Regions from separate parts of the Homo sapiens genome. Here region 1 is linked to region 2. Evidence: chromatin loops called from intact Hi-C (ENCODE). Cell type or tissue: heart left ventricle. All regions are shown on one strand. Each heading gives the region's core, and the rest is flanking DNA. Links, peaks and the distances in the headings are about the cores only.

The links. Peaks named below come from ENCODE experiments on the same cell type or tissue, not always from the same donor. Only the 100,000 strongest peaks of a DNase experiment are listed, where the experiment ranks them.
Region 1: it touches region 2 in a loop (5-fold over the local background); 62 of 110 quality-filtered maps call a loop at or near these places.

Annotation. Positions count from the first base shown.
Region 1 is chr5:155,945,273-155,960,846 of GRCh38, reverse strand. It overlaps a transcript of SGCD not described here. Among named protein-coding and RNA genes, the nearest start is that of SGCD, 370 kb to the left of the region's middle. In heart left ventricle, for the core only: no CTCF peak of the experiment used is centred there; no DNase peak of the experiment used is centred there; H3K27ac peaks cover 260 bases.
Region 2 is chr5:156,808,636-156,824,209 of GRCh38, reverse strand. It overlaps the pseudogene RNU6-556P. Among named protein-coding and RNA genes, the nearest start is that of PPP1R2B, 34 kb to the left of the region's middle. In heart left ventricle, for the core only: a CTCF peak has its summit at 8,010 (motif pointing right); a DNase peak (open chromatin) is centred at 8,039.

The DNA of each region.
Region 1 (15,574 bases), core at 3,922-11,921, 860 kb after region 2:
CAGCACGCTGGCAGAGAAGCTGGAGTTTGTCCTTGAGTGGATTATAACATTGTGGATTTTCCATAAGGAATTTCTTGTGTGAACTCATTGAGATATGCAGATATAAAACAAATGCTTATTTACAATCCTTGCAAAAATCTTAGATCTGTGAAACAACCAAGGAAGAAGGTGCTTCTAAAATGTTAGGCTTTCAGCTTAACAAGGTCAAATGAGTTCATCTTTGAAAGGCCTCTCCTTTCTCAGGTGCATTTAATTTTTTTCTAAATATGAATTTATCTGGACTATCTTGAAAACAATTGCTTAGGGTAAGGTAGGGGTATGTGTTTAGGCTTCTACTGTTTTTGTCAAAGGATTTGCTCAGAGGGGACCATGAAATTGGACCAGGCTAGGAGAAAGATACAGGCCTGAGCTCTCTTTGCCTCAAACAGAAGACTGGCCTGGGCTTGGCGCTGGGCTAGGGAAAGGACTATTGGCGTCCTCCTACTCATGATGTGGGTGAGCAACCCAGATGTGGATAAATGTTCTGTCATGTCCTTTGAGTGCCTCCCCTGGGCCTTGGCAAGCCAGGACAACAGAGTAGCAGGGCCTAGGTTTCCCCTGAGAGAAACAGATGTCCTTGTTGCCAGTTATCACAGAGCAAGAAAAGAGTGGTGTAAAGAAAAGGAGCGGGAGAGGTGGAAATGAAGAGGAGAAGGAAGATGGAAGGGGAGGGAGAAGAAAAAGGAGGGAGGAGAAGACAAAGTCATGTCTTTTGTATCATGCCCTGGCAAACTCTATGAGCCACAGAAATCACTGTTTTTGAATCTGCAGTTGGTAACTTTTGTCTGTGTCCTACTAAAAAACATTTTTTCTCTCTCTAGCCCTGGGGTTAGGACAAGGGCCTTGGAGCCATATGCCATGGTATGAAAGCTCAGAGGACTTCTGAAAGCCTTCTGAAATCGACTAGCATGTAACCTTGAAAAAATCAGGTAACCTCTCTGGGTTTCAGTTTCCTCAAGTTGAAAAAATGTGGGCAAATAAATTCACCTTTCCAGGAGATATTATGAGAATTAAATAAGTTAATATGTATGGTACTTAGCATATTGGCTAATACATAGTACACACTTATTGCTAAATATATAGCTAACATATTTATAAAAGTACTACTAAAACTTGCAAGTGATATCTTTAAAAACTTCTAAAATATTGATTGTATGTATAAAATATTACTTAGCATTTAATTGAATTCTAGCTACTCAAAGTTATTTTAAAGGCATCTCACCAAAATTCTCTCAAAAAAACAAAAGCAAGGAAACATAACATAAGGCTTTCTAAACCATAATGTTGGGGGAGTCTTAGGATAATTGGCTAAAGACTATTCAAAGAGAAAGATTCCACAAAGAGAAGCTACTACTCAGATCCCCCTATTATATGCTATAGAAAGTTTGGGACCTACTAGGAAATGTCCCTTGGCAAGTTCTCCAGCTGAATTCAGGCTACAGACTTGGAGAAAACATAAGGAAGGAACCTGAAGAGAGGGATGAAGGAGACAGCTCTGCACTGGCCCAGGCCTCCTGGCTCAGGGCCTGGGTTATAAATATATGTGAGATAAAGGAATGAATGAAGATATAGGAAGAAAAACTGCAGGTGAGTGTGGACGGCTATTAATGTGCTAAGCTATGTCACGTTAAACTAAGAAATTATGCCAGGTACCTATAAATGACCTCACTGTAGCCAAGTGGTACCATAAGATTCTAGTTTGTAATAAACTTGTGTTTTGCATGACCTTGAATTACATTTGTTGATGTCCTAATGTGGAAAGAAAATAAGACATAGAGAGGAGGAAAGGGTGATGTGTGTGGTCTTTGGACAATAAACTCCCAAATTTGGGGGACACTGGGGACTGAAGGTCCCTGGTATGGGATTATGTGAAGAGTTTTGCTTGGAGTTAGGTTGAAAAATCACCCCTACTGCCTGCCTTCAACACAGCAATTATTTAGCGAAATAGCTAGTCACACTTACTATGTGCCTTCTAAGTGACAGGCAAAGGGATTCCCGCACGCATAACTTCAGTTTATCCTCACAGCAACCCTTTGAGGTAGGCATTATTGTTATCCCCATCTCACAGATGAAGAAAGCGAAGCTTGGACTTTCTAAATGTCACAATATTTCTAGTTAAATGGTTAAACTAGGACTCAAATACTGTTCTGACCCCAAGATTTATCTATTTTTTAATTGTTAGCATGCTTACATTTGCTCAATGGATGCTCACTCTCTGTCTATATTAGGTGCAATGAGTGATGTTCTTTTTCTTTTAAGTAGAAGACACTGGTTTCACTCCTCATGGAACACAAAATCTGGTTGAGAAGTGAACACATGAAGTAGACAGCAGAATAGATTGGTGATAAAGAGTATAATCTCTCAGTTCAGATTAACTGGGTTTACATCCCAGCCTGCCAATGCCTAGCTGAGGAACCTTGGGCATTTCATGTCTTTAGGCCTCAATTTCTTCATCTGTCCAGTGGAGATAAGAATAATGATATCCACCTCCTAGTCTTGCTCTGAGAATTAGTTTAGTTCATATACCTAAACCACACAGAACAGAAACCATCACAAGGTACCCAATCAATGAAAGTCAACTAACTTTCATTAATACAGTGCTTTACAGTTTAAAAACTACTTTTATAAGCATCATCCATAGCAACCCTCACAGCAATCCTGGGGTAAGCAGGACAGATGACAGCCTTGAGTACTGCTGAGCAATGCTGTTATATTGCCATGGTAAACTCATCCCTTATTCTCTCAGAGGACATTCATAACGTTGTCTCTCTTTTCAAGCCCTTGGCACCTCCCAGCTGTTGACTTTCCTTCTTCCCTTACCGAGTAATCAGAAAAGAACTTCCACAAGTTCCCAGGACTACCTACCTACAACTCTGCACCTGTGCCCACTCTGCCTTGTATGTTACTGTGAATGACGTACTCATGTTTCCATCTGTAGTAGGCAGAATATTCGCCTCCCAAAGATGTCCATGTCCTAACCTGCAGAACCTGTGAGTAGGTTGTATTATATGCATAGCAAAGGAGAACTAAGGGAGCAGATGGAATTAAGGCTGCTGTTCAGTTGACCTTAAAATAAGGCTGGTTTATCTACATGGGCCCAATGTAATCACAAGGGTCCTTAGGTGTGCAAGATGGTGGCAGAAGGGTCAGGTCAGAGTGATACAATCTGAAGAGGACTTGGCCCACTTGTTGCTGTCTTTGAAGATGAAAGAAGAGGGCCATGAGCCAAAACCTGAGAGTAGACATTAGAAGCTGAAACAAAGAGGATATAGATTCTCCCCTAGAGCCTCTGAAAGAAATGGAGCCTTCCTGACACTTTGATTTTAGCCCAGTGAAACCCATTTTAGATGACTGACCTTCAGAACTGTAATCCTGCCTTGAGGAATGGGAGCCAGGCTTTATACTCCCATAGGGACTAGTCATTCTATATTGGCTGCCACTAAGGAGAGAGTGTGACCTTGGTGGGGGCAGCTCTCTTCAGGTGAGAGTAATTCCCAGAGAAGGATTCAGCTGAACATCATCACCTGCCCAGGCTCCCAGCAGCCTCAGCACTGAAGGGGGATCTGAGCAGCGCATTACAACCTTCACTACGCAGACTTCCCCACTTCTCTTCCCTCCATCCAAAATGCTCCTTCCCCAGACACATGCAAGACTCTCTCTTTTCCATCTCCTTCAGATCTTCATCAAATGTCATTCTCAGTGAAGTCTTCCTTGAGCACCTTATTCAAAACCGCATCACTTCTGCACTCCTATCACCCTCTGTCACCTTTATTGATCTATTTTCCCCATACATACTGTGATAGCAACACTGCAGCCCTTCCCAGGGTCTGAATGAACCAAGAAGCAGGGAAGGTAAGTGAAGTGGGTTGAATTGTAGCCCCAAAAAGATGTATCCAGTTCCAACCCTCGGTACCTATAAATGTGACCTTATTGGGAAAAAGGATCTTTGCAGACATAACTAAGTAAAGGATCTCGAGATTAGATCATCCTGGATTAACCGGGGGGGGGGGCCCTGAGTCCAACAAAAAGGTCCTTATAAAAAGAAGAGAAGACACACACAATGAAGGCCATGTGAAGGTGGAGGTAGAGGCTGCAGTGATGTTGAATGCCTGGTGCCACCACAAGCTGAAAGAGCCAAGGATGGATTCTCTAAAACCTTCCAAGGGAGCACGGCCCTGCTGACGCCTTGACTTTCGATTTCTGGCCTCCAGAACTATGGAAGAATAAATTTGTGTTGCTTGAAAACACCAAGTTTGTGGTAATTTGTTATGGCAGCCCTATGAGACTAATAGAGTAAGTATCCTCAGGACGATGAAAATAAATGCCAGCGCCTACATTATCTACCCAAGCTCAAGGTATGAGCAGCCATCATCCGTCAGAGAAGAATCTCCCTGCATTTGTAATTTTGATTTCTTCTCCTCAGAGTTGATTACATCTATTCTGATTTTTTAAAACTCAGTGTTCCATTGGTCACAAATGCTCCTAACTTCAAAAATAATCTAGTTTTGTACAAGCCAGCTGCCAGGTCAATAAAATCACCTCTTGCAAGCTAGTAATATCTGTGATTTACCAGAAACAGCAGGAAGGGTCTAAATCATGAGCAGGAATACTTCAGCCAGAGGCACGCCCACCCCAGATGAACCAGAGAGAACTTGGAAGCTGTGACAGGTGGGAGAGGTGGGAAAAAAAAAAAAAAAACAAGAAGAGCAAGAAAGCAATTTCAGTGGGATACTGAAAAAAGAAATCTAAATTTTTAGAGTGGCAATGCAATTATTTCAATGTCTGCCTCCTCCACCTATTACAAGTAATACTGACTCCTTCTCCTTTGAATTACATTTGTGCTCATCGCCAATCTTACACACTTTACATTTAAGTCCCTACGGTTTTACTTTAGGGCTAACTCAGTAAGCTGTTTGAGGGTAGGGACTATGTTAAATTTTCTTTTCTCGTGCCCTCAGTTTCTTTACAGGGCTAAGTAAATAATGAATCATTAAGAGGCAACTATTAGTTGACGTATCTTTGTTTTTCTGTTCATAATCTGTTACTCTAACAACTATTTTGACTCACAAATACCAAAGTATTGGTATATCAGAGTAATGGCAGATCTATAAACTATACAGGCAACATGCTCATGTGTGTGTCCACACAACCCACACACAAACACGCAACAGAAATACTTGACTCTAAATCAATTTTGGCATCAACTATCATCACATATGAGAGTTCCAATAATATGTTAGGTAATTATTTTTCACAAAGAAAAATGAGAAAGATAAAAGTGTCTCCAATATAGCCTGCAATCAAGTGTTTGCATAGATAACATTAGAACTGAAAGGCTCCTGTCAAATGCCCAAATCTGAACTATTTCATGCTGTGTTGTATATGATTAACTATAAGCCAACCCTAGTTCCAGAATACTTCAAATAGCTTTGGGAAAATTCATAATAATATTTATTTAGCACTTACTCTAGTCCAGCCACTATTCTAAATACTTCAAATTTATTGAATTCATTTACTTACTAAATCATCAAATACTTACGGAGTGTGTCATGGTTAATTTTGTGTGTCAATTTGACCGGGCCACATGGTGCCTAGACATTTGATCAAACATTCTTCTGAGAGTGTCTGTGAGGGTATTCCTGGATAAGATTAACTTCTGAATCAGTAGACTGAGAAAAGCAGACTACCCTCCCTGACACAAGTAGGCCTCATCCAATCAATTGAAGATCTGAATGGAACAAAAAGGCTGACCCTCCTGCAAGTAGGATGGAACGCCTCCTTCCTGGCAGCTTGAGCAAGACACTGGTCTTTGCCAGTTTTCAGACTCAAACTAAAACACTGGCTCTGCTTGGGTCTCGAGCCTGTCTGCTTTCAGACTGCAACTTGCACCATTGGCTCTTCTGGCTCTCAGGCACTTGCACTTATACTGGAACTACACATGAGCTCTCTCGTAGACCAGCAGCTTGCTGACTGCAGATCTTGGAATCTGTCACTGTGCATAATCGCATGAGCCAATTCTTCATAGTAAGGCTCTTCCTGGATATACATACATCCTGTTAGTTCTCTTTCTCTGGTAAAGCATATCCTGTTAGTTCTCTTTCTCTGGAAAACCTTTACTGATAGAACAAAGTTGGTAAAGACACTACTCTAGGTCCTGGGGCTACCTCTATCAAAAGAACAGACAAAAAAGCCATGCCTTGCAAGTTTTATATTCTAGTCATTTAACCCAAAAAAAAAAAAAAAAGAACCCCATAAGCTGCCCATAATGATAGTTTTTATCCTTGTTGTACAGATGGGGTGCTAAGAATTGCTTTAACCCCATGCCCAGATCGCTAATCAAATGGATTCAAGTTGCTGTTGCAGTATTAATTTAATTTTTGTTTTTATTGATTCATGTCTCATCAGTTTAGCTACTGCACACTCCGTGTGTATGTGCTGCTTTGTGTGAAGTGTGCATACTTCTGCAATTAATTCAGTCGAAAGCGAATTTATGACCTAAGAAGCAAAAGCGTGCCTTTTCTTCAGGAGTCAAAGTTCAAGAAGCAATAGGGAAACTTGCACAGAAACCTGTCTATAATTACTGATGAGACAAGGATACTTTCAAACGCTCTTTGAAATAATGCTTTGTTTTCTTTTACAAATAGAAAAACAGTACAGAAGGTCTTTAGATCATATGATGGAGAAGAGTCAAGTTTTAGAAGTCAATAGACAAGATTTTTGGTCTTAGTTTGACAGGAATTGTGAAATTGGTCTATTTTCTTAGCCTAAATATGCCTCCATTTCTGCTACGAAATAATAAAAATATCTGTCTCCGAATGGGGGCACCAGCTAGTCAGTGAGGCAGCGGATGTAAAGCTCTGAGCACACTCTGTGGGACACATTAAATTCTCAGTAGGTATTAGGTAAAAATAATGAGCAGAGATCTTTAGGTTAAACTTTAGGATAAATTGGATATTTTAACGCACAACTGAAAAATTAATATTAAGTCTGGCAGACACGAAGAAAATGAATTTGTTGGAGGAAATACAAGATGACCTAGTTGCCTAGGTCGGAGGGAAGGAACTCTGAGGTCTTTAATTGAAAGCAAACAAGTTTTCACTAAGTGCCTAATTTGCACAAAGCACTTAACAGACATCACAGCTCCATCAGCTCACTGAATTCTCACAACTGCAATATACAATTGGTACTTTCTAAGTAGCTTCTTTGTGTCAGACTTGTGTTTGATGCTAGTGAGTCAGTGGTGAGTAAAACCAAAAGTTACTGGCCTCATGGAGCTTGCAGGCACCAGCAGGTGATGACTGATTGAATGAACGGCTTATCTGCCCAAACTTTTCCAGGCTTTGCAGGCCATGGTTTCTGTTGCAGCTATTCAACTGTGCCATAATAAAGCAGAAACAGAGATAGACAATGTGTAGATGAATGAGTACAATCATGTTCCTGTAAGACTTTACTTACCAAAACAGGAGACAGACAGGCTATAGTTTGCAGGTCTCTTGATATTGGAGAGCTCAACTAGCTCCCAGTCTAGGGAAATTAAGAACTTCAATAAACAGAGGAGGGTATTAAGTAAATTGTGCTTTCAAGAAACAATAAGGATCCCTAAAAAGGCAGGAAGTAAAAAGGGAACTCCAGGCAAAAGGAACAGACGGCTAAAATCATGGAAGCATGAAAGAACATGGCTTGCTCAGGAAGAGTAAGCATGAGGAGGCTTGATAACTGGGCGAGTGAGGTCAGCGAAAAATGAACACAGAATTAAAAAAAGCCTTTCTGTGCATATTTCTGTGGTGGTTGAAAGCAAAGTTCATATTATCTTTCAGTGTTTCTAAAGGTCGAGCTGCATTTCCCCACCCAAAGCTAAATGATAACATGATGCAGTTCAAAAGCTGGTCATATCAAATTGCCATCTAATCATTTAATTAAAGCCCCATGCTGGCACCAGCCATCCTCAGGGCCCATTTTTCATCTGGGCACATTTCATTACACTTTTCAAAGCAAATTTGCCTTTTCAAAGGCAAAAAATGCAAATGACTAGGTTTGAAAGGAAGTGCATAACATTTTGCATAATGACAGGGATTTTCTTGGAAAGCAGTAATGCACAGGCAGAGCTATCTTTAGGGGCTGACGGTGGCTTATCAGCCCTATGGGAACTCGACATGATATTTCATTACAGCGCCAGGATGCAAACAGAAGTGAAATACCAAACACCAGAATGCAAGCAGCCCTCCCCATGACTGTTTTCAGCATCACAGCAACCACATTTTCAAACAGGGTACGTCTTTTGGACCAGCAAGACCAAGGCAGACATTGACAAGTGGAGGACATTTATAATGTGACCAAGAAAATGAGGAAGAGCTAGGAGGAAATGACCTGTTCAAAGACAGGAATAGGAACACCACACCTAAAGGCCAACTAACATAAAGCATTAATAGGCAAATTCAGTCACATTAAAAAAAAAATTCCTCAGGAGCAGGAAAACATCCACTTTGACGCAGTATAATGCATGTCAGTAGTACTCACAATAAGGGAATGAAAGTGACCTTAACAATATAAGTCAGCATCTTCCTCCTTGGGGTTTTTGAAAACTCTCAGAAGCACTGCTACCCAATTACTTGTGTCTTTCTCTTTGAAAGATGAAACTCCAGCACAAATTTTATGAATCTATACACCCCAAGATCAGAGGCAATTAGCCCAAAGAAGAAAGAGTGGTACACAATGAACACCTGTTTATTCTTTCTTTACCATCAAGGAGACAAGAAAAGATTAACTTTAGGATGTTAGATAAGCCCTTTCATCCTGTGAAAGAACCTCTGGCAGCTAAAGTAGCAGCACCAGGGTGAGGCTGAGAATCCAGTCAAAGATCAAGTCACAGACTGTTCTGATTTGTGGTCAGAGGACATATGGGTTCATTAGTACATTAACCATTGCTGGTTAGCTCAACTAAGGCCTGTGCCTTGTGTAAGCTGAAGACCTCATTCTATTCCCTCTATAGAAAGGATCCCAATCCATGCTATATCCAGGCAGGTCAGACCCTAACCCAAATGTATCATTCAGTTCAGAGCACCACCCCACCTCAGAGATATGGAGAAAAGCAAGAGCACAGTTAGGCATTTGACATAGCCTATCTCCACTTTTATTTTTTTTTCCATTTCAATATTATATCAAAATATACATACAGAAAAGTGCACATATTATAAATTTACATCTTGATGAATTTTCACATGAGCACACCTATGTGACCAATAATTAGGCATGCACAAAAAATAACATTAACTGCATCCAAAAGTTTCCTTCCTACCCTTTTAGGATAACCACTTTCTTGACTCTTAGCATCACAGGGTAGTTTTTTATTTTATATAAATGAAATCACATAATACATTCTACTGTCTGAATTCTTTGGGCCAACATCATATTTTTGAGATTTAACCACATCATTGGGTCTAGTTACATATTGTCGCTTCTCATGGATTTACAGAGTTCCATTATGTGAATGTGCCATGATTTGTCCACTCAGTCTTGATGGTTGCCTGTGATATTTCCAGCTGTGGGCTATCAGGAAGAGTGCAGCTATAATGATCCTGTATATGTCTTTCAGTGAATATGGCAGATATTTTGATCTTGCTACTTTGATGTGAGAAAAAATTTATGGTGCAGCATTTGACACAGCTGTGTCAAATTCATCATGCTAAAATGTGAAATCCGCATCTTGTGTTTGGAGTGTGAAAGAGATGTTCCTGATTTCTCCTGTGTCTCTGACCCTCTCACTGTCCTCAACTCTGCTCCTGGCCCTGACCATCCTATGAAGTTCAAAGACTGTGTTTGGGAGAAGTGAGCAGTACATTAAAGGAGCCTCCCAGCTCACATGCAATTCCTAAAAGGGTCAACAAAACATGCTTTTAAAACCAGGTAAGGATTCTTTAAAGGAGGATTTTTAGGTGAGAGGGTTTCCTGCCTTCAGCACAGGAATCAATAATTATAACAGACTCCAACTATTTGAAGAGTATCAAGTGGTAGCAGTTGTTGAGAGAGGGAATATATACAGCTTGGCATAATTCAAGTCATCAAGTGGGAAAGGCTGGGGGAGTACAAAATAAAGGAAGATAAATTCTGCCAGGAGCAAGCTCAGGTATACAGGGGCCTGGAAGTCTTTGGGGAAGAGAGATGTACAGACATTTGTTGTGTCCTTCCTAGCAACAATTCTCACATGCCTCCTTCTTAATCATATCTGAAATTTCCCATCCATTTGATTGGTATGGTGCTCATCCAACCCCTAACTTTAGGGGTGGATATTAATGGATTTAAACTAATCAGGGAACCCCATCTCTTTATCCATAGTGAAAGTTCAGGGACGGGTTTAACCGCTTCTGAGCCAATCAGTGTAATTCCTTCTCCTCGCCGTAGACATTAGGTTGAGGACATCAGGACATAGGACCTAAGACAGTTCAATTATTGTGAGACTCAGTCTTTTTGTGAAGGCAAGACAGAGACTCTCTTGACTATTTCTAGGCTAGGTGGTATGAAGCAGAAGGTCTGGAGAGAAACACTAGACAAAGCAGGTAGGGGGAGCATAAATTATACAGACATTGAGAACTGGATTAATTCAAAGAACGGAGTAGAGACACAGGTTCTGATAATATTGTTTATGTCCTGGATGAAGCTGTGTCTTAACTGAGATAAACTCGTAGATGTTTCTTACACAAGCTAATAGATTCTCTTTTTGCAAACATCCAATTTGAGTCAAGTTTTCTATTGCTTGCAATAAAAATTTTCAAAACTAAACTGAATGATATCAGACCTGGGTTTAGAAAGCATGAGACATTCCACAAGTTGAGTTGCCATTACATTTTATTCCAGGCGCATGCATGGGAAGAAGGAAGGATGTAAAGAAAGGTATGTGGACATGCTTCCAAATTAGAAAGGCTGTAACATGATAGGAGGTGGTATTATACATGGGTTATGATCTATCAGTAATCCCCAAACTTTTTCTGTCAAGGGCCAGACTGTAAATATTTTCAGCTTTGCGGGCCAGGTGATTTCTGTCACAACTACTCAGCTATGCCACTGTAACACAGAATCAGCCATAGACAATACGAAAACAAGTAAGTGTGGCCATGTTCCAATAAAACTGCACTGATGGACACTGAAATATGAATTTCATGTAATTTCTACAAACCATAAAATATTGCTCTCAATTTGACTTTTCCAATTATTTAGACGTGTAAAATCTATCGCTGACCTCTGAGATAGAGTGAACACAAAATTTCTAGATTCAACTTCTTACTCCAACATATACTAGCTACATAACATCGAACAAATTACTTAATCTCACGAAACCTCGTTGTCTCATAGGTAGAACAGGGAACACTATAATGCCTAACTCACAGTTTTGTTCCAAGAATTAAATAATTTAATCATGAAAACATTGAGCAAAGTATCTGATACACAGCACTCAATTAGGACTAGCCATCTTTCTTATGATTGATTATGAAGGTCATTTGACACTAGGCTATGTATATTAATAAAAGAAAACCATCTATGTTTTCTGAGCAGGAAATTTACTCAGATCTGTGCCTTGGAGAGTTTACAAAGGCATCTGTTGGAAGAACACATTAGAAAAGGGATATTGGTTTAAATTGACCTAATGTGCCCCCCATTTAGCTTAGGAAACTTAGATGTCTTTCTGTATCTTGCTTTTCATTTCAATGCAGCAATCAGTATTTAGGAAGAGAAGAAGGAGTGTTTTGTTTCTTTGATGGAGAAAAGGGACATGTGCCCAGTCCTGTGGTATGCATTTCTTTAGAAATGAATTTTTTTTGCAGAGACTCAGCTGAGCTGATAAAAATTTTAAAACTCGTGGTCACTTCTGGTTTGAACTGCATTTGTCGGTTTTGATAATTTATTCATTGACTAATTAGTTCAGCCAAATCTTATAGACTATGTCTTTTTCTCTGAGCCCAGATGGTACCCCATCACACAGATGATAGGGAATAAGACCCCATACTGTATTTGTCAGACACCCCACTGGGTAACTGATAAACAAAAAATAGTTCAGTAAAGATTTGCATTTAAGGTCTCTTAAGGTCTTCTGATTCTCTCCACTACTCCCTTCTTCAACACACACTAAAGATTCTAACCCCATTTAAGATCATTAGCAAATCCCAGGCTTCATAAATATCACAGGGGAGCTAATGAGATGACTTACAGAAGGATTGCCGCTTATTGTAGAAGAGAGCACCAAGCTGGTTTGATTTTTCTGGGCTATGCTATAGGGAAGCCAATTAGAGTTTGCTTTTGCCTGAATGATGCAAACAAAATCAGTATAATTTGGATGAATAAATCTGTTAAGCAAGAAATTTGAATCCATATTAATAACAATAAACATGGGCAACAGGAGATGTGGATTTTTCACAAATACCTGCTTCCGACTTGGCCAGCCACCCAAAAAGCAAAATGTATATGTTGAGTACCTACTGGGAGTAAGGCACTACACTAAGAACTTTATTTATTATTATTATTATTAGTAGTAGCAGTATTGAGACAGAATGTCACCCTGTCGCCCAGGCTGGAGTGCGGTGGCACCACCTCAGCTCACTGCAACCTCTGCCTCCAGATTTCAAGAAATGCTCCTGCCTCAGCCTTCCAAGTAGCTGGGACTACAGGCATGCACCACCACAACTGGCTATTTTTTTGTATTTTTAGTAGAAACAGGGTTTCACCATGTTGGTCACCCAGTCTTGAACTCCTGACCTCAGGTGATCTGCCTGCCTTGGCCTCCCAAAGTGCTGGGATTACAGGAGTGAGCCACCGTGCCAGGCTAGAACTTTAAACATATGATGAAATCTTTATAATCACCCTATGAAGCAAGTCCTTTTTTTTTCACTTTTATAGATGAAAAACTTGAGGCTTAGAGAGATCTTGTGTCTTACGCAAGTTCATAGAGCTTATAAGCTTGTAAACTCTGAACTCTCAATCTCTCTCTCTCCAGTATCTCTTCTGCTGAGTCACTAAATCAGAGTGACTACAGGAGCTCTCTCTGCTCAGGACAAACATGTACCTGCTGCAGTTAGAAGACAGAGAGTTGAATATGGGTCCCACCTTCATCTCTGCCATGCTTGTTCTTTAACTTACCTTGATTGCAATCGTTTTCAAAAGTACTTCTTTAGGATGTTTCTCTCCCTCTGGCAGATGGATACTCTAATACCCATTTTACAGACAAAGAAACTGAGCCTGGGAGAAGTCAAGTAACCTGCTCGAGATCAGAAATGAGTGGGTGAATGGGCCTTATTCTTATCCAGGTCTGGGTCCAAAAACCATGGTATTTCTAAGACTTTGAGGAAAGTTATTAAGGTTTCCTCTGTAATCTCATTCTTCACCAAAAAAGTTCCATCTTTTTTTAGGAAAACTGTATAGACATTAACATAACTGTTATGCAATTTCCAAGATCTTAATAATAAAAAAAAAACCAAAACATTACACACACACACACACACACACACACACACACACACACACACACAAGAGTATTTATGATAATACCAAGCTAACAATGTGAGCGTCAATTTCCTTATCTGCTAAGCGGGGCTAATAATAACTATATCACTAGACTGTTGCAAGAATTAAGTGAAAAAAATACAAATAAAGCATCAATGCCATAGTAGCTAAAGGGAAGACATTTGCCCATCTATCTTTCCTTGAATGTCCATCCATGCTTCCACATATCTCCCTCCCCATCTCTCTATCTGTGAATGACAGAAGTTTGCTGGCAGAATAGGAAGAGTCACAGACTGGAAACCTGGGTTCCTGGCCCAAATCTATTACCATTCCTATGCTGCTCTTGTGATCTTTCCTGCCAGGTTCTATGACCCTTGTCCATAAAAATAAGGGGCTTTGCTGGACTGCCCTTAAAATGTTCAATATTCTCAGAGTCCATACAACCTCATCATTGTTATAATGTGCCATCACCCTATGTGATGGCTACATTCGGTTTCCCAGAGCTACTGGCCAAAGGAGGAAAATCATATACAGTTCTGTCTCAGTGATCCAGCTGGTTTGGTCAGCCACACATTTTGGAGATATGCTATAACTAGTTTAGTGGCTGAGGAATTTCACAAGATTATTTTATTATAGTTACATAAACAGTAACTTTTGAACTACTGAAACTGTGTTGTTTTTGGCATGAAAACTTACTTTGATTAAGATGGGAGTATCAATCTCTGACTATTTAAATCTCTAGGAAGATTGAGAAGGAGATTGGGGACAGCACAACCCTATTTGCATTAATTTTTTTTTAATGATTCAAAATACCATTTGGAAAATGGTCTTCACATTTATCAACCATATAACCACTTGGCAAACATTTAATTAAACTCTCATCAAGAAAAATATAGTACAAACAGAAAAGACTTGGGAAATCAGCTAGATCTGGTTTCAAATTCAGTCTCTGCCCTAACTAGCTATATTACTTTGGGCCATTAATTTCATTTCTATGTACCTCAATATCCTCAACTATAATATGAGAAAAATGTTATCTAACTTGCAAGGTGGTTATGATAATTAAATGAAATAAAATATGCACAACACCTAACACATTGCCTATGACTCAAAGTGCCTAAAAATCAACATGCTTCTAAGAGGAATCATGAGTTCTCTTCCACAGACCCGCTGTTTGCAATCCAGCATTTCTTACCCCAGTGACCACCACCAGCCACCCAGTGGAATGTGAATATTTGTAAGAGTCACGCTTGACACCTTCCAACTGCATGTACCCTCAGTTTCCTATCCATGTTTCATCACAATGCTCTGCCCATTTTACCTCGTATATCTCTCCGATCCATCCACCTCCCTTCATGCTCCCACCCTGTCACATCTGAACTGTACTGTCCCACTTGAACTGGTTCCCTCACATCCACCCTTCCAGGTGACTCTCTACAAAGCAGCCACAGTGATATTTTAAAAAGCAAATCACAACAAGTCGCTCCTGCCTTTAAATCCTCAGGGTGAAAACTTCCTCACTGTGGTCTTCAAGGCTCTACCTGAGCTGGTCCCTGGCCGCTTCTCCAGCCCCATCTTATCTCGCCATCCACCTCCTCTTCTGGGCTTCAGGAACACTGGTCTTTCTCGTATTCCTTGAGGGTCCCTGGCACCACCCTCCGGACACACAATCTGCACTTATGCTTGGACACTCCACTTGCTGGCTCAGCAGAAGACTTAAATCATGAGAGAAGTCTTCCCTGAAGCCTCAGGCTAGTTCCGTCCTCTGCAAATGCTTTCACAGCTCCTCAGGCTTTTGCCTTCCAGAACCTACCATCATTTGTAGTTGCATGTTGGTGTGATGTTTTTACTTGGTCTTTGTCTTCCCCATTACACTGTAAATCCTATGAGTGGAAGGGATCATCTCTATTGTTCTTACCACTGTTTTCCCAGTAACTAACACAGAGCCAGGCACAGAGTTGATGTTCAATAAATATTTTTGAATGAATGACTAAAAGTTCTCTCTCCCTTCCCTATTGCCTCTTGTCCTTTGTCTTCTCCCTTCTCT
Region 2 (15,574 bases), core at 4,151-12,150:
ACTTCTAGTTTGAGCTAATTGGCTCTAGCATGATGAGAGAAAGTTCCTTGGGAGATGCATAGGAATTCCTTGTCTTTGGCAACTGCATCTTTTTTTTTTTTTTTTTAATCCAAAGAAAAGAAAATGCATTGTTCAGCTGTCTGACGGGATGGTAGACTAGAAATGTTGAATATCCAGTTAACCTCATTTGATCTAGGAGAGGTTGGGAAAGTTAAGATTACTAACAAATTTTCAGTGCTAGGTAATTTTCTATTGTGAATGTACTAGGAAGGAAGCCATAGAAGGGAAGCACCTAGAAGCCTCTCCCAACCCTGAGAATCTGCCTCTTATAGACAGGAGAGCTGAAAGTCTGAGAGAGCCATTTTCGGACTCATAGCCACAGGACAGGCTTTGGAGATGGCCTACTCTAGACACTTTGATTTGACACTTAGGAAAGTGAGGTACAGATGGAGCAGTCATTTATTCAAGGTCATGTAGCTGATGGCAAAGCACTTTGGATTCCTGATCTCGGAGGGGGGGTTAGTGAGGAAGAACATGCCGTTCTGTCATTGGACAACACAGTCTGTTTTGTGCAAATATTCACAGACAATAGCGTTCAGGAGAAAAAATAGTCATATGAAGGAAGAAGTTGACTCTGGGAGAAGAATATTCCTATCTAGGAAGGAATAGACTCTCCAACAAATGCACAGAAAGGCAAATTGGTCATTTTTTTTTCTTTTGTTTTTTAACATTTAAGTTTGAAAGTCATCTGATAGTTCACCCACTGTGTTTCTCTGGTGTATTTTATTTAGTAAGAGTTCTTCTAGAGTTAGGAAGGAGGAAAATGATCTGTTATAATCTGCAGAATGAATAATGTTAATTATAAAGGAGGATGCAGGGATGGTACATGGGCTTAATTTGCAGCAAGAAAGACTTAAGTGAGATGCACTGAAGAACTTGACAGGGAGGGTTTCTTAAGATTGGAATGTAATCTTGGCAGAAATTATGGGATTTTCTTTAATTCTGTTATTATAGCTTTCATAGTGCAAGCTAACCATCTCTGCTTTTAGCATTATCTTTGTAAAACACCAATCTAACCATATTGATAGCCTTTTCTTATAAAATTATTTTAGTTATTTACTCCTGATGCCTGGGTTTGGCATGCAAGTGACATTATAACATGAATTGGTGTTATTTTTCTTATCTGGAGGTAATCTACTGGTTTCATTTTTGATTAAAAACATTAAATGATACTGTCTGTAGTTAAATACAGTTAGGAAGAATTATGTCTCCTAAAGATCACTTGAGGTCGGGAGTTCGAGACCACTCTGATCAACATGGAGAAACCGCATCTCCACTAAAAATACAAAATTAGCCTGGCGTGGTGGCACATGCCTGTAATCCCAGCTGCTCGGGAGGCTGAGGCAGGAGTATCCCTTGAACCCGGGAGGTGGAGGTTGCAGTGAGCCGAGATCGTGCCATTGCACTCTGGCCTGAGCGAAAAGAGAGAAACAGTCTCAGAAAAAAAAAAAAAAAAAAAAAAAAACAACAGCAAAAGAAACAGTCCTGAAGTTAGGAAAGCTCTGCCACGCACAGCTCCCCTACTCACTGCCTGTTGCTTGAATACTCCAGCCCTACTGAACTTTTCCTCAGATAACTGCTATTTTTCCTCTTCCTTGACTAACAAACTTTTACTCACTCTTTAAATCCAACTCAAATGCCAGTTTTATTTTGCCTTTTCTGTTAAGCTTTCTCCAACTCCCAATAAAAGGGTTGGATACTTCTTTCAGTAGTTGCATACCCCTTTGTTCATAGTGTGTTTATCACACTTATCATGTGGAATTATAATAGCTGGGGCTGCTCCCCACTGTAACCTTATCTGGCCCATCTTGGAATCCACAGGTCCTGCCAACAGGTGCTACCTAATACATGTTTGTTAAATGAATGAAAATTAGTCTAAATTAAGGAACACAAAAGCCAGGAAGCGAGTTCATGTCTATCTTAGTCATTGTTGTGTAGTTATTGTTGTGTTCCCTTGGCCCTCTGAAGTTTTGCTGAAAAAGCAGCTCACAAAAGGCAGATTAATTTTTTTAACGCATTTCTTTTCCTTTTTGAGATAGGATCTCGCTATGTTGCCCAGGCTCTATTGCCCAGGCTAGAGTACAGTGGTGTGATCACAGCTCACTGCAGCCTCAGTCTCATGAGTATCTGGAACCACAGGCACATACCACCATGCTGGCTATTTTTTTAAAATTAATTTATGTAGAACTAGGGTCTCCCTATGTTGCCCAGGTTGGTCTCAAACTCCTGGGCTCTTGCCTCAGCCTCCCAAAGTGTTGGGATTACAGGCGTAAGCCTCTGTGCCCAGCTAAAGGGCAGATTTATTGAAGAAAACGCATACATATTTACTTAATGGGTATACACAGAAGCCTGCAGAATGAAGACCCAGGATACAGGGGAAACTGTCCTTTTTTTTTTTTTTTTTTTTTTTTTTTTTCAGAGTCTCGCTTTTTTTTTCGGAGTCTCGCTTTGTCCCCCAGGCTGGAATGCGGTGGCGTGATCTTGGCGCACTGCAAGCTCCGCCTCCCGGGTTCACACCATTCTCCTGCCTCAGCCTCCCAAGTAGCTGGGACTATAGGCGCCCACCACCACGCCTGGCTAATTTTTTGTATATTTAGTAGAGACGGGGTTTCACCATGTTAGCCAGGATGGTCTCGATCTCCTGACCTCGTGATCCACCCGTCTCAGCCTTCCAAAGTGCTGGGATTACAGGCATGAATCACCATGCCTGGCCAACTGTCCATTTTTATGCTTAGGTTCAACAAAGTATGGACAGCCGTGTGGAAATAGGATTGGACAAAAATGTATAATCTACTGCTAATAGAGTGGGGAAACCCAGCAAGGCCTGTTTGTCTAGATTCTTGTCTATCAGATTCTGTCTGTGCAGCATTCCGTCCTTCTGGGTACGGGGTGGAACCCCCTGTGGAATGGGGTTATATGACCTACAGTCAAACAAGGTAGGCCAGATCATGTCTTTACGGCCAGTTTTTGCACAGAAAGGCAGAGGAAAAATAGAGTGATATTTTTAGGCTTTATGGTTGTCTTCAGGGAATAAAAGAGGGTTCTGGTTTCTATGACCAGCCTTGGGAAGAGGGATTCTAGTGCCTATGGCTAGCCTCAGGGGAGAATGGGACTGAGAGACAGAAGAGCAGAAGAAGGTCAGAAGAAAACCTTTTACTTCTGGGGCCTTCATTTTGAAGTGTTGTTTTCTGAGCCCTAACAGTTAACTTCTCTTCGAACATTTTCTAGATTTTTAGAGAAGGAAATGTTACTGAGTGCTGGGCATTTTAACCTAAGGAACAGACTTTTGGGGTGTAGCCATTAGCTTATGCATCCCTAGTATAGAGACAGGTACGACTGGAGGGTTTGTTTAATTTTACGCAGTCATCCAAAGCTTGCTGAGTGTGTGTGAATATTTTGCACAGTTTGTTTTTCACCTCTGGCTTTACAACAGGTCAACATTCTTCCACCTGCCTCTGGTCCTTGTGCTCCCAACTGACATGTCTAAGCCACAATCACCTCACTGCATTAGTGCAATCAATGTCTACTCTTCCCTTCTCTACTCTTGCACTTCTGTATCCACCCCCAACAGGACTCCCCACTGTGCTCCTGCCTCTGATCTCCATTCTGGTCCTTGAGCACTGCAGTTTTTCCCAGCCTCAGCGCCTTTCCACTGACTGTTCCCTCTCCTAGCTCTTCACCAGGTGGCTTCTTTCATTCTTCAGTTCTCAGCTCACATCTTCAGAGAGGCCCCTGTCTTACTCACGTTCCCCTCGGAGCACCCTGAGACAAGCAAGCAGATGGCAGCAGGTGGCTTGGGAGGCACAGAAGGCAGTAGCAGGGGAAATCAGTGGCAAGAGGCACCAGCCACCACCGCAGGCCACCAAGCTTCATCCTGTGGGAAGCTCTGGGAAAGGCATAAAATGCTGCCTCTGGGTTACCCCTATGAGTGCTGAGGGACTTGAACATTTACATACCCCCTCCACTGGTACTGGATCCTTGGGGAGGGAGAGAGCACTTCTGATTGCTCCTCGTTATGCAGAAAGAGCAGTGGGAATATGCAAATACGGGCAGTTAGAAACAGTCCTGAAGAGTAGTTTTCAAACTTTAGTGTGCTCACAAACCCTGGGGATCTTGTTAAAATGCAGATTGGTTAAAGAGTTCTGTTAGGAGGCCTGAGATGCTGCGGCTCTTAGAAGCTCCCAGATGATGCCCTTGCTGATGTTCTGAGGATCACATTGTGAGGAGCAAGCAGCTGCCGTGCATGGCCAAGGGACGTCAGAGGGACAAGGAGGCCCCAGTGGTGTCTGCTCTGCCTTCCTCCATGCCCATCCTCAAGTAGGAATCTCCAGACCCCCAAATTTGTTTCTTTTGCATCACAAGTCACTGTCTGAAATGACTGTCTTTGTGGTTTGGGTGTCTTGTTTAGTGCTGGGCTTCTTTATTAGAACGTAAGTTTCATAAGGGCATCATCTTATTGTGAGTCATTTTCCCAGGGACTAGCACAGTGCCTGGTGCACAGAAGACTGCTCAGTAAATATTTGTTGGATGATTTGCTTTTCACAGATGATATTCTCATAAAGACACTTATATATGAAGTATATATTTACATATAAGAAATGTTAGGGGCTCCTCCCCTGAGAAATGTTCTATGATTAACACAAATGATGTGGCAAATACCAAATGCCACATTTAGTTATTCTTTCTGAAGGTTTTTATGTTCTCTCTTAAGGCTATAATAAAATGTCAGTATTTAAGTTGCTCATGGTGCTCCATTACCTGTTGCAAATGTGAGTATAATTATGCTTTCTTTCTCACATCAGCAGTTTCCCAGCCATAGGGGCTCTTATCCTTCAAACCCTGCCACTTGTCTAGTTGGCTTCCAGGCGTTTTTCTTGCTGCAAGGTGGTAGTGTGTGGAGGGATCTGACATATAACGGGACATGCCTTGACAGCAGTTTCTTCTTTCCACCTAGTCCCTGCCAGGCAGATGGATGGGTGGCCATAGGAAATACACCTCCCTCTGTTCATCTCTTCTTCATTTTAGTGCCAGCAAAGCTGTGGTTCCCAGCGTAGTACTCAATGATCACTCACTGCCTCTCTTCCTCTGTTATTAAGTGTTCATTGGGAGCCTAGTATGTCCAGGCACTCTTACTCCTGCTTTGGCTACAGGAGTGAACAAGGCAGACAAGAATCCTTGCCCTGATAGAGCTCAGTTTGTATTAGAGGGATACAGGTGATGATCCAGATAAGGAAGTAAGGTATAGAATACCAGATTAGTGGTCAATGCTATGGAGAAGATAAAGCAAGGAAGGAAGGTGAGGAGGCAGGGGAAGGTATTATACTGGTGCAGAGAGCCATGGAAAATGGGGGCTCCCCTAGGGTCTGAGCTTCCTCTGGAAACAGGAATGAAAGGCATAGAGTGATTAGGCCTCACTGTCTCAAGGCAGAGAGTGAAGGAAAGGCAGTGAAGGTTGGGTTGGGGAAATGGTTGAGGGTCTTGGGGAAAAACACATGGAATCTCTCTTGGCTCTTGCTGATGGAGGTATTACAAAGGCAAAGGGCAAACTTCTTCGCCCTCCAAAGGTTCGCTGATAATCAACCAACGAAAGGCAGATTCATGGAAAAAAAGGCATACAAATGAATTAATGTGCATGGGAGCCTAAAGAATGAAGACCCAAAGATACAGGGGAAATTGTCCATTTTTATGCTTAGGTTCAACAAACTATGGACGGCCGTGTGGAAATAGGATTGAACAAAAAGTGTGAGATCTAATGCTAATAGACGGAGTGGGGAAACCGAGCAAGGCCTGTCTGTCTAGATTCTTCTTGGCCTCTCTGAGCAGCATTCCTTCCTTCTCAGTATGGGGCAGGACACTCTCTGGAATGGAGGTCTTACAATCTATAATCAAACAAGATAGATCAGATAATTTCTGTATGGTCAATTATTACACAGAAAGGTGGGGGAAAAGTTTGAGCAATATTTTTAGGTCCTATGGCTGGCTTTGGGGAAAAGTGGTTCTGGTTTTTTGATCCACCTTGGGGGAGGAGAGATTCTAGCTTCTATTGCTAGCCTCAGGATAGAATTGAGGGGTCAGAGATAGCAGGCCAAGAGAACGTCAGAGAGAAACTTTTGGAAGAGAAGCTTCTGGGCTGCTTCTGAAGCTTTCATTTTGGGGTATCATTTTAGCCCCAATAGTATAATAGAATTCTTTATTTTTTTTAAATTTTATGTGTGTATTTAAAAAAAAAATCAGCGATATACTTACATGGGTCAACATTTAAAAAGTACAAAAGGATATCTAACCAAAACAATAAACTCCCACCTTTATCCTCTAGGATCTCAGTTCCCCTTCTCGGATGTAACTTTCTAAACAGTTTCTGTATTTTTTCAAGACATTTTGCTCATATACACGGAAACACACACACACACTACATACACACATATATATGTGAATATCTGTAAGCCTATCTATATAAATATCCATAGAATATGTGTATATCATATATATACATGCACGTATGTATATTTGTACATGTATGCATGTATTAAATCAAGTTTAGCCTAAAGCTGCCTCCTTACATATTTAAGTTCAGCCTAAAGATTTTTCTGTACGTCATGAACTATAACAAGTGGAGGTATAAACCAACCATAACACACAACTGTACCAATCGCTGAGTTTCAGCCAATCAAATGTAGCCAACGTTATTTGAACCATGTTCAAACAAGGCAAACACGGAGCTGTAACCAAACCAGTTGTTTCTGTATCTCACTTCCATTTTCTGTATATCACTTTCCTTTTGCTGTCCATAAATCTTCCACCATGTGGCTGCACTGGAGTCTCTCTGAATCTTCGGTGATTCTGGGGGCTGCCCGATTTGCAAATCATTCATTGCTCAATTAAACTCCTTTAAATTTAACTCGGCTGAAGTTTTTCTTTTGACACGTGTGTGTGTATATATACACACACACATAAATATACGTATATGTATATATACATCTATATACATGTATATATATACATGTATATATACACATATATGTGTATATATATTTTAAATTTAAGATTATTTAGGAAGCTCTCATGTTATGAGGAGTCTGTTGGTTGCTGGATTCTTTCCACTGTAGGTAACACTTCCACAAATCAAATAAGGCTTTAGTAGGTTGCCTGTCTATTTCAATTTTAGGAACACCATGATCAGTTAGGCAATATCAGAGATATCTGCAGGGCAAAAACATTCTGAAAAATGCTTTAGCTTTTCTTCCCATTATGGTAGCTATGTCCATCTTGTGATTAAAGGCATAGACTGAAAAATCTAGAAGCAAATCCTAGTTGGATATCTATACTAATTTCCCATTACTGCTATAATGAATTATCATAAACTTAGTGGTTTGAAAATACAGTTTTATTACCTTACAGTTCTTTGTGTCAAAAGTCTGAAATGGTTTTTAATGGGCTGAGGTCAAGGTATCAGCAGGGCTGTGCTACCTCATGAGGCTCTAGGGAAAAATCCATTTCCTTACCTTTTCCAGCTTCTAGACGGTGCCTCCATCCCTTGGCTTAAGGTGCCTTCCTCCATCTTCAAAGCTGGAAATGTAGCATTTTCATTCATTCTCAGTCTGTCTACCTATCCCCCTTCCTTCTGTCACCTCTTCTTTCATCATAATGTGTCTTCTCTGACTCTGACCCAACCGCCTTCCTCTTATAAAAGCTCTTGTGATTACATTTGACGCACTAGGATAATCCAGAATAATCTTCCCATCTCGAGATCCTTAACACATCTGCAAACCGTTTACCCATGTGATGTAACATATTCACAGATTCTGGGGATTAGAACGGGGACATCTTTGGGGAGCCACTATTCACCTTATCAAAGGTAGTGTTAGAGAAACTTACTTAACTTCTAGGAGTCTGTTTCCTCATCTACAAAATTTTCATAAAAACAAAGCCTCTTCCCAGCAGATGGCAGTAGCAACTGTCCTCCCACTCCAGTTGTGACAGGGTTCCTTGGCTGGGGCCTGGGTAGGGGAATTACCAAAGGTTGAAAACAACTGCTGTAGTGATTACTGTATGCATCCTCAACTTAACACCCCAATTTATCACAAGAATCAATTAGTATTTCGCTTCTTTGCAAACAATGTAAAAACTTTGCACAAAAAATTCCACTAATCTCTCTCTAGTTCGTTGTGCTATTGATGTCACATATTTTATTTCTGTCTATATTATAAACCACTAAACTTTATTGTGTTTTGCTTTGGCTTTTTTGTTTGTTTTTGTTTTTGTTTTTTTGTTTTGAGACAGGTTCTTGCTCTGTTGCCCAAGCTGGAGTGCACTGGCACAATCTCAGCTCACTGCAACCTCCATCTCCCAGGCTCAAGCCATCCTCTCACCTCAGCATCCTGAGTAGCTCGGACTACAGGTGTGCACCACCACACCCAGTTAATTTTTGTATTTTTCATACAGATGGGGTTTCACCATGTTTCTCAGGCTGATCTTGAACTACTGAGCTCAAGCAATCCACCTGCGTCGACCTCCTAAAATGATAAGATTACAGGTGTGAGCCACTGTGCCTGGCCTGTGGTTTCTAATAGTCAATAATTTTGAAAATTTAAAGTATTCTTTTATGTTTATGCACATATTTGACCTTTTTTGACATTGTTCATTCCTTCCTGCAGATCTTTGCTTTCATCTTGAGTTATTTTCTTTTAGCTTCAAAAGCTGGTGACATATTTTCTCACCTTTTGTTTTTTTAAACATCTCTATATGCACTTCATTTATAGAATTCTGTTTTTCTTTCTTTCAGCACTTTGAAGATGTCAATTCCATTGTCTTTTGTCTTCTATTGTTTCTCTCTTTTTTTTTTTTTTTTTTGAGACAGGATCTTGCTATGTTGCTCAGACTGGACGTGAATTCTTCAGCTCAAGCAATTCTCCTGCCTCAGCCTCCCAGGTAGCTGGAACTACAGGTGCACACCATTATACCCAGCTGTCACCCATTGTTTTCTGATGAAAGTCAGCCATGATTTTCATTGTTGTTCTGCTAAATATAATCTATTTTCTATGTCTACATTTAATAATTTATTTTATGTGTGCATCTTAAAATTTTTCCTATATTTTTGATTTTCAACCAGTTTGTGATGACCTGGATAAAATGACTGATGCTGTTTTCTCTGCTGTGTCCATTCTGCTTTAGCTCTATAAATACATTTTTAATTTCATGCACAGTAGATTTTTTTTTTCAGTTCTGGAATTTTCACTTTGTTCTATTTTAGCAGTTTTATCTTTTGAAATTGTCATTCTTTTTATCCATTTTGTCAATCTTATCCTCAAATTTCTTTAATATATTTCAATAGTTATTTTAAAGTCTTTGCTTATTCCGATATTTGAACCATTAGTGGATCTGCTACTGTTCAGTTTTTTTTCCTTTTAATTAGGAGTACATCCCGCTTCTTCACTTATTTCATAGCTGTTTATTGCCTGCCAGAAATTGTATAATTAAAAATAAAACCCTACAGCCCTTGGTATAAATACTGTCTTCTATCTTATTCTTTTTTAACTTTTAAATATATATATATATATAATTTTTTAAAAAATTATACTTTAAGTTCTGGGATACATGTGTAGAATGTACAGGTTTGTTACATAGGTATACATGTGCCATGGTAGTTTGCTGTGCCTATGAACCCGTCATCTAGGTTTTAAGCCCTGCACGCATTAGGTATTTGTCCTAATGCTCTCCCTCCCCTTGCCTCCAACCCCCTGGCGATAGGCCCTGGTCTATGATGTTCCCATCTCTGTGTCCATGTGTTCTCATTGTTCAACTCCCACTTATGAGTGAGAACATGCGGTGTTTGGTTTTCTGTTCCTGTGTTAGTTTGCTGAGAATGATGGCTTCCAGCTTCATCCATGTCCCTGCAAAGGACATGAACTCTATTTTTAAAATATGAAAGGCTTCATGAGTTTGTGTCATCCTTGTGCAGGGGCCATGGTAATCTTCTGTGTCTTGTTCAAATTTTAGTATATGTGCTGCCAAAGTGAGCACAATACTATCTTCTAAAAGGGAGGGTGTGTTCTTTTGTCTGTAAGTTAGGGAAATGGGTCAATCTTTATAATCCAGAAAGAATTTGAGCTGATTTGTGGCTGGGATACAGCTTTAGTAAGCTTTATTTCACCTGTGTTTTCACATGTATTTAGGGCTAACTGGGTCTGTACTGTATATATTATAAACTACTCTCTCTAGTAGGACCTTGGGATCTAATCACCAGAAGACTACAGAGTTCTCTCTCTCTGCTTTTCCAGTTCCATTTTCATACCATTTCCACACACTCACCAAAAGTTTCATGGGGGAAAACTCAGCAGGTAAGAAGAACAAGTTCTTTGCATTTGAAACTCCTACAGACTTCAATCCATTTATACTAGCCCACAAGGTCTGCAGGCTTTCCTGTATCATAGCAGAGTTCCAGAGACTGTGATAAGCCCAGTCTTCCACCAGCCCCTGTGGAAATTCAGCAGAAGAGAATTTCGCCACTGATACCTGCTCAGCTAGAAATACCTTATCCTCCCCTGTAATTGAATTTTGGATCATTTTTGATCTGCAACCCTCCAATCTCTTAAATATGGGGGAGATGGGCAAGCTGATCCAGTAATTTTTGTGGTTTATCTAGTGGGAGAAATGGTCCATCAAGACCTTCTACATATTATCTGAAGGCTGGAAGTTCTTAACTTTTAAATATTTTAAGATCTCTAATGATGTCCCTTTTTAATTTCTGAAAATTTTAAGTATAGTTTTCTCACATTTCTTTTAATGAATCTTGATAGGTGTTTATCTGTTTTATTAATCTCCAAAAATACCAATTTTTAAATTGTATGTTTTTTATTTTTTTCCTCTTTAACATTTCCTTCTACTTTTTCGCATGTAATTTATTGTACTTTTTTAGCTTTTTAGGAGATTATTAAATAATTTTTTCAGTTTTTTTCCAAAGTGTGTGTTTGATTTTATAAATTTCTCTGTCAGCACTATTTTATCTACATTGCACAAATTCTGATAGCTATACTCAGTTCAAAATATTTTCTAATTTGCTCTGTTATTTCTTCTCTGACTTCAGGGTAATTTAGAAAACAATTCCTTAATTTATAAACATTTGGTGATTTTCTGTTTATCTCTTGGTTACTGATTTCTAACTTAGTTCCACTATGGTCAGAGTACTGATTCTGGCTTCATGGCCCATTTTGGTAAATGTATCATGTGCATTTGAAAAGAATGTGTGTTCTGCAGCTGTTTGGTATAGTGTTCTATATACATACCAGTTAGGGCAAATTGGTTAATTGGATTGTTCAAAAATACATCTTTTTATTTTTCTTTTTTTCTTTATTAAATTTTTTTTATTATTATACTTTAGGTTCTAGGGTACATGTGCACACTGTGCAGGTTTGATACATAGGTATACATGTGCCAGGTTGGTTTGCTGCACCCATAAACTCATTTACATTAGGTGTTTCTCCTAATGTTATCCCTCCCCTAGCCCCCTAACCCCCGACAGGCCCCAGTATGTGATGTTCCCCACCCTGTGTCCAAGTGATCTCATTGTTCAGTTCCCACCGATGAGTGAGAACATGCAGCCTTTGGTTTTCTGTCCTTGTATAATTTGCTGAGAATGATGGTTTCCAGCTTCATCCATGTCCCTGCAAAGGACATGAACTCATCCTTTTATGTGGCTGCATAGTATTCCACAGTGTATATGTGCCACATTTTCTTAATCCACTCTATCATTGATGGACATTTGGGTTTTTGTTTGTTTTTTTTTTTGCTATTTTCTTTGCTATTGCTAATACTGTCTTCTATTTTATTTTTTAACTTTTAAATATATATATATATAATTTTTTAAACAATTATACTTTAAGTTCTGGGATACATGTGCAGAATGTGCAGGTTTTGTTACATAGGTATACATGTGCCATGGTGGTTTGCTGTGCCTATCAACCTGTCATCTAGGTTTTAAGTTGCAATAAACACACATGTGCATGTGTCTTTATAGTAGCATGATTTATAATCCTTTGGGTAGATACCCAGTAATGGGATTCCTGGGTCAAATGGTATTTCTAGTTCTGGATCTTTGAGGAATCACCACACTGTCTTCCACAATGGTTGAACAAATTTACACTCCCACCAACAGTGTAAAAGGGTTCCTATTTCTCCATGTCCTCTCCAGCATCTGTTGTTTCCTGACTTTTTAATGATCGCCATTCTAACGGGGGTGAGATAGTATCTCATTGTGGTTTTGATTTGCATTTCTCTGATGACCAGTGATGATGAGCATTTTTTCATGTGTCTCCTGGCTGTATAAATGTCTTCTTTTGAAAAATGTCTGTTCATATCCTTTGCCCACTTTTTGATGGGGTTGTTTGTTTTTTTCTTGTAAATTTGTTTGACTTCTTTGTAGATTCTGGATATTAGCCCTTTGTCAGATGGGTAGATTGCAAACATTTTCTCCCATTCTGTAGGTTGCCTGTTCACTCTGATGGTAGTTTCTTTTGCTGTGCAGAAGCTCTTAGTTTAATTAGATCGCATTTGTCTATTTTGGCTTTTGTTGCCATTGCTTTCGGTGTTTCAGTCATGAAGTCCTTGCCCAAGCCTATGTGCTGAATGGTAATGCCTAGGTTTTCTTCTAGGGTTTTTATGGTTTTAGGTCTAACATTTAAGTCTTTAATCCATCTTGAATTAATTTTTGTATAAGGTGTAAGGAAGGGATCCAGTTTCAGCTTTCTACTATAGCTAGCCAGTTTTCCCAGCACCATTAATAAAATAGGGAATCCTTTCCCCATTTCTTGTTTTTGTCAGGTTTGTCAAAGATCAGATGGTTGTAGATGTGTGGTGTTATTTCCGTGGCCTCTATTCTGTTACATTGGTCTATCTCTCTGTTTTGGTACCAGTACCATGCTGTTTTGGCTACTGTAGCCTTGAAGTATAGTTTGAAGTCAGGTAGCATAATGCCTCCAGCTTTGTTCTTTTTGCTTAGGATTATCTTGGCAATGCGGGCTCTATTTTAGTTCCCTATGAACTTTAAAGTAGTTTTTTCCAATTCTGTGAAGAAAGTCATTGGTAGCTTAATGGGGATGGCATTGAATCTATAAATTACGTTAGGTACTATGGACATTTTCATGATATTGCTTCTTCCTATCCATGAGCATGGAATATTCTTCCGTTTGTTTGTGTCCTATTTTATTTCATTGAGCAGTGGTTTGTAGTTCTCCTTGAAGAGGTCCTTCACATCCCTTGTAAGTTGCTTTCTTAGGTATTTTATTCTCTTTGGAGCAATTGTGAATGGGAGTTCACTCACGGTTTGGCTCTCTGTTTGTCTGTTAATGGTGTATAGGAATGCTTGTGATTTTTGCACATTGATTTTGTATCCTGAGACTTTGCTGAAGTTGCTTATCAGCTTAGGGGGATTTTGGGCTGAGACGATGGGGTTTTCTAAGTATACAATCATGTCATCTGCAAACAGGGACAATTTGACTTCCTCTTTTCCTAATTGAATACCCTTTATTTCTTTCTCCTGCCTGATTGCCTTGGCCAGAACTTCCAGCACTATGTTGAATAGGAGTGGTGAGAGAGGGCATCCCAATTTTGTGCCAGTTTTCAAAGGGAATGCTTCCAGTTTTTGCCCATTCAGTATGATATTGGCTGTGAGTTTGTAAAAAATAACTCTTATTATTTTGAGATACATTCCATCAATACCTAGTTTATTGAGAGGTTTTTTTTTTTTGAGATGGAGTCTCACTCTGTCACCCAGGCTGGAGTGCAGTGGTGCAATCTCAGCTCACCGTAAGCTCCGCCTCCTGGGTTCACACCATTCTCCTGCATCAGCCTCCCAAGTAGCTGGGACTACAGTTGCCCGCCACCGTGCCCGGCTAATATTTTGTATTTTTGGTATAGAAGGGGTTTCACCGTTTTAGCCAGGATTGTTTCAAACTCCTGACCTCGTGATTTGCCTGCCTTGGCCTCCCAAAGTGCTGGGATTACAAGCATGAGCCACCACGCCTGGCCTATTGAGAGTTTCTAGCATGAAGTACTGTTGAATTTTGTTGAATGCCTTTCCTGCATCTATTGAGATAATCATTTGGTTTTTGTCATTGGTTCTTTTTATGTGATGGATTATATTTATTGATTTGGGTATGTTGAACCAGCCCTGCATCCCAGGGATGAAGCCCACTTGATCATGGTGGATAAGCTTTTTGATGTGCTGCTGGATTTGGTTTGCCAGTATTTTATTGAGGATTTCCACATCCATGTTCATCAGGGATATTCATCTAAAATTCTCTTTTTTTGTTGTGTCTCTGCCAGGCTTTGGTATCAGGATGATGTTGGCCTCATAAAATGAGTTAGAGAAGATTCCCTCTTTTTCTGTTCACTGGAATAGTTTCAGAAGGAATGGTACCAGTTCCTCTTTGTACCTCTGGTAGAATTTGGCTGTGAATCCATCTGGTCCTGGAGTTTTTTTGGTTGGTAGGCTATTAATTGTTGCCTCAGTTTCAGAGCCTGTTATTGGTCTATTCAGAGATTCAACTTCTTCCTGGTTTAGTCTTGGGAAGGTGTATGTGTCCAGGAATTTATTCATTTCTTCTAGATTTTCTAGTTTATTTGCATAGAAGCATTTATAGAATTCTCTGATGGTAGTTTGTATTTCTGTGGGATTGGTGGTGATACCCCTTTATCATTTATTGCATCTATTCTTCTCTCTTTTCTTCTTTATTAGTCTTGCTAACAGTCTATCAATTTCATTGATCTTTTCAAAAAAACAGCTCCTAGATTCATTGATTTTTTTGAAGGGTTTTTTGTGTCTCCCTCTCTTTCAGTTCTGTTCTGATCTTAGTTATTTCTTGCCTTCTGCTAGCTTTTGAATGTGTTTGCTCTTGCTTCTCTAGTTCTTTTAATTGTGATGTTAGGGTGTCAATTTTAGATCTTTCCTGTTTTCTCTTGTGGGCATTTAGTGCTATAAATTTCCCTCTACACACTACTTTAAATGTGCCCCAGAGATTCTGGTACGTTGTGTCTTTGTTCTCATTGGTTTCAAAGAACATCTTTTATTTCTGCCTTCATTTCGTTATTTACCCAGTAGTCATTCAGGAACAAGGTGTTCAGTTTCCATGTAGTTGTACCGTTTTGAGTGAATTTCTTAATCCTGAGTTCTAATTTGATTGCACTGTGGTCTGAGAGACAGTTTGTTGTGATTTCTATTATTTTACATTTGCTGAGGAGTGCTTTACTTCCAATTATGTGGTCAATTTTAGAATAAGTGTGATGTGGTGCTGAGAAGAGTGTATATTCTGTTGATTTGGGGTGGAGAGTTCTGTAGATTTCTATTAGGTCTGCTTGTTGCAGAGCTGAGTTCAGGTCCTGTGTATCCTTGTTAACCTTCTGTCTCCTTGATCTGTCTAATATTGACAGTGGGGTGTTAAAGTCTCCTATAATTATTGTGTGGGAGTCTAAGTCCCTTTGTAGGTCTCTAAGGACTTGCTTTATGAATCTGGGTGCTCCT